Linked DNA regions of Homo sapiens: region 2 is linked to region 1. A link is a loop called in an ENCODE intact Hi-C map of the cell type or tissue named here. Cell type or tissue: psoas muscle. All regions are shown on one strand. Each heading gives the region's core, and the rest is flanking DNA. Links, peaks and the distances in the headings are about the cores only. Region 1 overlaps MTMR3 (myotubularin related protein 3). Region 2 overlaps MTMR3 (myotubularin related protein 3).

Region 1 (2,921 bases), core at 109-2,608:
GGCCTGGGAAGGTCGTGGGAGCCTGGAAGGTCGAGGCTGCAGTAGACTGTGCCACTGCACTCCAGCCTGGGCAACAGAGTGAGAATTTGTCTCAAAAAAAAAAAAAGAAAAGAAAAGAAAAGAAAAATTAACATATTTCTTAAATAAATAAAAGCACTCTTAACTTTTGGGAAGCACATTCTGGAGAAAACATGTATTAAATAAATGACAGCACTTTGGAAATTAACTTTTTATTCCTAAATATGCTTTAAAGAATACAGCAAATAGCTAAAAGCAATCCTTCATAATTTTACCATGTTTAGCACTTTTTACTGAGAAATAGAAAGTTCTACAATAATCAAAGTGGATCAATCTATCACTGTGGTATACACAGTCACTTAGTCTTATCTCTGAAAAATATTTTCAGATTATGTAAATGTTTTATCTCTGAGCTACCCTTCAACAAAATGAAAAAGACATATTCCTGCTATTTCCGCAAAGGGCCAACAATCAATTTGTGGTACTGATAAAAGATTAATTTGCCACCTAGAACAACGTATAGCCATGAAATTCAATTTAGAAACAGAGCTGCAATCACTCTAATCCACCAAAACAATCAACAGTTAACTATTTCAGAGTACTGAAGCAAATCCACTTTCATTCTATTTTTACTCCTAAAGTGTGCAATGCTAGTAAGGAAAGGGTCTGTTCCTCAAAACTGAAATGATTCTGGTCTTGCTTTGGTTTCTTCTGGTCTGTTCTAGCAGGAAGCAGTAGCTACAGTGTCTGACATGAACACGATACTTGTGCTTACTACTAAACTATGTATATTCCCTTAGCTCTAGAAAACTAATATGGCATTGAGCTTCTTGAGTTACCCTCAGTCACTATAAGGCTGTTCTCATCCAGGTCCGTAGAAGGAAAGCTTCCACCACGGTTACTCCCATTCTGAATCCTCAACTTGTTTCCCACCCCCAGGTTTTACAAGGTTGTTAGGAAAAAAAATCTTACTTGCATCCGACTGTGGAAGTCCTTCCTACCTATATACCATTACTCTTAGGAGGTACAAGCAAGATCTCATCTAGATTTCTTGGCTGCCTTCTACCAATGTAATCATAGCACGAAGCTTTGAAATGTGAGATCCTGAGACAGGTCACTCCTTTCAAAGTGTCTATCATTACTCCTTGGTGAGTCAGCTGCTGGACTGCTGCCAGTGTGCTCTTTGTTGGCTTTATCATGAAACCATATTCCTGTAGAGCTGGAATGGTGGCCAAAACACTGCATTTCAGAAGACTCCTTCAAAGTGTGTATCAAAAAAAAAGATACAGATACACATCCAAGCAAGCCATTCACTTGTTTTAGTAAGAGAGGGAATGAATAATACAAAGGAGGTTAAGCAGTTTTGTTAAAAGATTCTCTTATGTGCAAGCATCCAAAAATATCCTGTAAAATCACTTGATAATTTTCTTTGAGTAGATTTTATGCAAATGGGTACATTTAAAATTTTTTATGCCCTTGAGGAAAGAAAACTCAACTTTTCTGTCTCAGGTAAGAACTCTGAAGTTAAGTAAAAGCTTGAGATACTCAAGGATTCTCTGACGGTCCATCAACTATCGGTGAAGGGGGAAAACATCTACTCTTTAGTAAGTAGCTTTAGTAATGGGTTTTAGAGGAACCCATCAATAAAAAAGTTTGTAATTTTTTTTTTTAAGACAGAGTCTTGCTCTGTCACCCAGCTGGAGTGCAGTGGTGCTATCTCGGCTCACTGCAAGCTCTGCCTCCCGGGTTCACACCATTCTCCTGCCTCAGCCTCCCAAGTAGCTGGGACTACAGGCGCCCACGACGACGCCCGGCTAATTTTTTGTATTTTTTTAGTAGGGACGGGGTTTCATTCTGTTAGCCAGGATGGTCTCGATCTCCTGACCTCGTGATCCACCCGCCTTGGCCTCCCAAAGTGCTGGGATTACAGGTGTGACCCATCACGCCTGGCCAAATTTTGTAATTTTTAGGATGTTTTTGGATTTTGTTTGTTTGAGACCGAGTCTCACTCTGTCACCTGGGCTGGAGTGCAGTGGCGCAATCTCAGCTCACTGCAACCTCCGTCTCCTGGTTTAAGCAATTCTCCTGCCTCGGCCTCCCGAGTAGCTGGGATTACAGATGCACGCCACCATGCCCGGCTAATTTTTGTGTTTTTAGTAGAGACGGGGTTTCACCATGTTGGCCAGGCTGGTCTCGAACTCCTGGCCTCAAGTGATCCATCTGCCTCTGTCTCCCAAAGTGCTGGGATACAGGCATGAGCCACCACACCAGCCAAATTTTTAATTTTTATAAGGTGAAACAATGTTCAGAATGGGGAAAGGGGGAGTAGATATAGGGCAACTCAAGTAGTTCCACAGTACAGGAATGAAAAAGCTCCTAGCTCTGAATAAAGTAATGGATAGTAATAATGCTTTCGGGGTATAAAAAGTGAGACAGGCCAGGCACGGTGGTTCATCCCTATAATCCCAGCACTTCGGGAGGCCGAGGGAGATGGAACACTTGAGGTCAGGAGTTGGAGACCAGCCTGGCCAACATGGTGAAACTCCGTCTCTATTAAAAATACAAAAAAAAAAAATTAGCCAGGTATGGTGGCACACGCCTGTAATCCCAGCTACTAGGGAGGCTGAGGCAGGAGAATTGCTTGAACCCGGGAGGAGATTGCAGTGAGCCAAGATCGCACCACTGCACTCCAGCCTGGGCAACAAAGCAAGACTCCGTCATAGATAGATAGATAGACAGATAGATAGATAGATAGATAGATAGATAGATAGATAGATAGATAGACAGACAGACAGACAGACAGACAGACAGACAGACAGACAGACGGATGGATGGATAAATGTGAGACAAATATATTTGTGTACAGTACTGGTCTCTTTAGAAGACACCAAAGTTTTTCCTAT
Region 2 (2,921 bases), core at 292-2,791, 57 kb before region 1:
TATTTTACAACTGCTAATGAAATACAAGATGCAAATAATAATCTAGTCTATGGAAAACTACAGGAAAATAACCCCTATTCTTTAAATAGCAAGACAAAAGACCGACATAGAAGGGAAACCTACAGAATTAAGAGAGACTTAAGTGACCATGTCAACCAACTGCAATATATAGATCTTATTTGGATTCTTATTCAAAGTATAAGCTGAGACATCTATTAGGGAAATCTGACCACATACTAAATATCTGATGATATTAAGGAGTTATTAATTTTCTATATAATTGACAATGTTACTGTGGTTATAGGTTTTTGTGTGTGGTGATGGGTTTTTAAAAAGAATTTATCTTTTAACTATAAAATACATAAAGTTATATACCAAGGAGTAGGCAGAATGAGTAGGAGTACCTCTGAAACAAGATGGGTCATGAGTTGGTAACTTTTGAAGACCAGTGAGATAAGTTAATGGAGATTTATTAAACTATTTTCTCTACTTTTATATATTTGAAATTTTCACATAAAGTTTTTTTAACCATAATGGCAATTCTACCTCAAAACCTCCAGTTATTGAAGAATTAATTTAAAGAGTCAAAGTTTTATCTCTCATGAAACCACTGTTTATACAGTAAGCCTATCAATATGCACTGTTACGTCTTTCAGATTTTTTTCAGAGAAATCTGAAAAAACTCTCACAAGCATCCCGGATGTCCCAACTAAAATGTACTCATCTGTAGTGACACTGAACTAGAAATCAAATTCCAATTACAAAATAAACTCTCAATCTGCAGTCACATTATATATATATACATAAGCTATCTTCCCAGTCAAATCTAATTTGTTTTGTTTTGTTTTGTTTTTGAGACAGAGTCTCGCTCTATCGCTCAGGCTGGAGTGCAGTGGTGCGATCTCAGCTCACTGCAACCTCTGCCTCCCGGATTCAAGTGATTCTGGTGTCTCAGCCTCTCAAGTAGCTGGGATTACAGGCATATGCCACCATGCCTGGCTAATTTTTGTATTTTTAGTAGAGACAGGGTTTCACCATGTTGATCAGGCTGGTCTCAAATTTCTGGCCTCAAGTGATCTGCCTGCCTTGGCCTCCCAAAGTGTGTGAGCCACCACACCTGGCCTACTCTAATTTTTTAATGAGTACAGAAATACCAAGACAAAGATTTGCCACTCGGCATTAAAAGTCTCAATTTAAACATAGTCTTCACCCAGAAATAAGGCCTTCCATTTCTATACCAAATAGATTCTGTAAAATGATGTTCTTTCTGCACTGCAGTCAGTCAAAATTTACCAATAATCTAGTATGTGTTAGACAGTATGACACTGTTAGCTCTGCATTAATACAACTTATATACCATCGCAGAAGACAGAAAAAGATGGTAATAATTACAAATTGTGCTAAATGTGATAAAGGAAACAAACGGGATGCTGAGACAGGGACTGGGGTTTGGGGGTACCGAAGACCTACTTTAGATAAAGTGATCAGAAAAGACTACTTGGTGGGGCAAGGCCAGTTTCTAATATACGGAAGTGCATGTGTTCCTCAGACAGGAAAGACCTTGATAATTTTGAAGAACTAAAAGGAGGAAACCATTGTAGCTAAACTGTACCGAATCAGAAAGAAGAGTGGCACAACTTGAAGTTGGAGAAATGTAAAGGAAAAGATCATGTGAATAGTAGTAAGTTTAAAATACAGTCCAAATACAACAGGGAGCCATTGACAGGTTTTAAATAGCAGAGTGACGTGATTTGATTTTAAGATCACCCTGGTTGATGTGGGGTGAATGGATTAAAAGAGAAAAAGAATAAAGAAGAGAACCAGGAGACAATTACAGTAAGAGACTAGTGGCTTGATTTAGAATGGAGGCAGTACGGATAAAAGCCTAAGTATGTGAAAGATATCCTGGTGTGTAACTCACAGGTTTAGGTAGAGGCCTAGATGTGGCAGCAAAGGGAGATTAAAGAACTTACAGTCCAGAGGAGACAAGAAATAGTTAAAATAGTTCAAAGTAAGAGGTGCTGCTTTAAGTATCTGAGAAAAGTTAAAACTGCTATAGGAATTCCAAATCCATAAGAAAAAGCCAAGATCACAGGAAACTGTGCAACCCATCAGAATCAAGTACTTGCTAAAGGTTCCTTTTAAAACTAGAAAGAGCATTAGACCACTCTGGGTATTATGTAAAATAACAAACAAACAAACAAACAAAAAACACTACAAATCGCAGATGTGACCAATCCTTAGGAAATATTCAGGGTTCATTACAGCACCTGACTTGTAAAATGTGAACCCCACAGTGGTAGTTATACCAACAGTACAAAAGGAAGAAATTGAGTCATTACTGTTAGTCTGATAAGCAGTGTAATACTTCTTAAAATTAGATATACGAGTAATGCATGCACTCAGTAAATAAGATACAGATGTAAAAAGTAAACAAGTAACCTCATACTCTGCTAGTGAGAATGTAAAATAGTGCAGCCTCTTTGAAAAATAGCCTGGCAGTTGCTCAATTAAACACAGAGTTACCATTTGACTCAACAATCTTACTCCTAGGTATATATCCAAGAAAACAAAAACATGTCCATGTAAAATCTTGCAAATACATGTTTATAGCAGATTTATTCAAAGTAGCCCAAAGGTGGGATGGGCTATTTTGAAGCACGTATTAGTACTTCATTCCTCTTTTTTTTTTTTTCCACTACAGGGTCTCACTCTCACCCAGGCTACTGGTGTGCAGTGGCGTGAAGATCTAGGCTCACTGAAACCAAATGTCCATCAACAGATGGATGAATAAACAGAATGTGGCATATCTAAACAATGGCAAATTATTTGGCCATAGAAAGGAATTAAGTGGGCTGGGCACAGTGGCTCACACCTGTAATCCCAGCATTTTGGGAGGCTGAAGAGGGCAGATCACAAGG

What was found. Peaks named below come from ENCODE experiments on the same cell type or tissue, not always from the same donor. Only the 100,000 strongest peaks of a DNase experiment are listed, where the experiment ranks them.
Region 2: a loop joins it to region 1, with 1.9 times the contacts of the local background. A loop is called at or near these places in 4 of 110 quality-filtered maps.

The regions. Positions count from the first base shown.
Region 1 is chr22:29,906,168-29,909,088 of GRCh38, reverse strand. All of the region lies in intron 1 of MTMR3 (myotubularin related protein 3), which reads right to left. Among named protein-coding and RNA genes, the nearest start is that of MTMR3, 24 kb to the right of the region's middle. RefSeq lists enhancers at 1,372-1,871, 1,872-2,373. In psoas muscle, for the core only: no CTCF peak of the experiment used is centred there; a DNase peak (open chromatin) is centred at 1,178; H3K4me3 peaks cover 713 bases; H3K27ac peaks cover 2,451 bases.
Region 2 is chr22:29,963,618-29,966,538 of GRCh38, reverse strand. The region is part of intron 2 of MTMR3 (myotubularin related protein 3); the gene reads right to left. Among named protein-coding and RNA genes, the nearest start is that of MIR6818, 42 kb to the left of the region's middle. In psoas muscle, for the core only: no CTCF peak of the experiment used is centred there; no DNase peak of the experiment used is centred there; H3K27ac peaks cover 1,769 bases.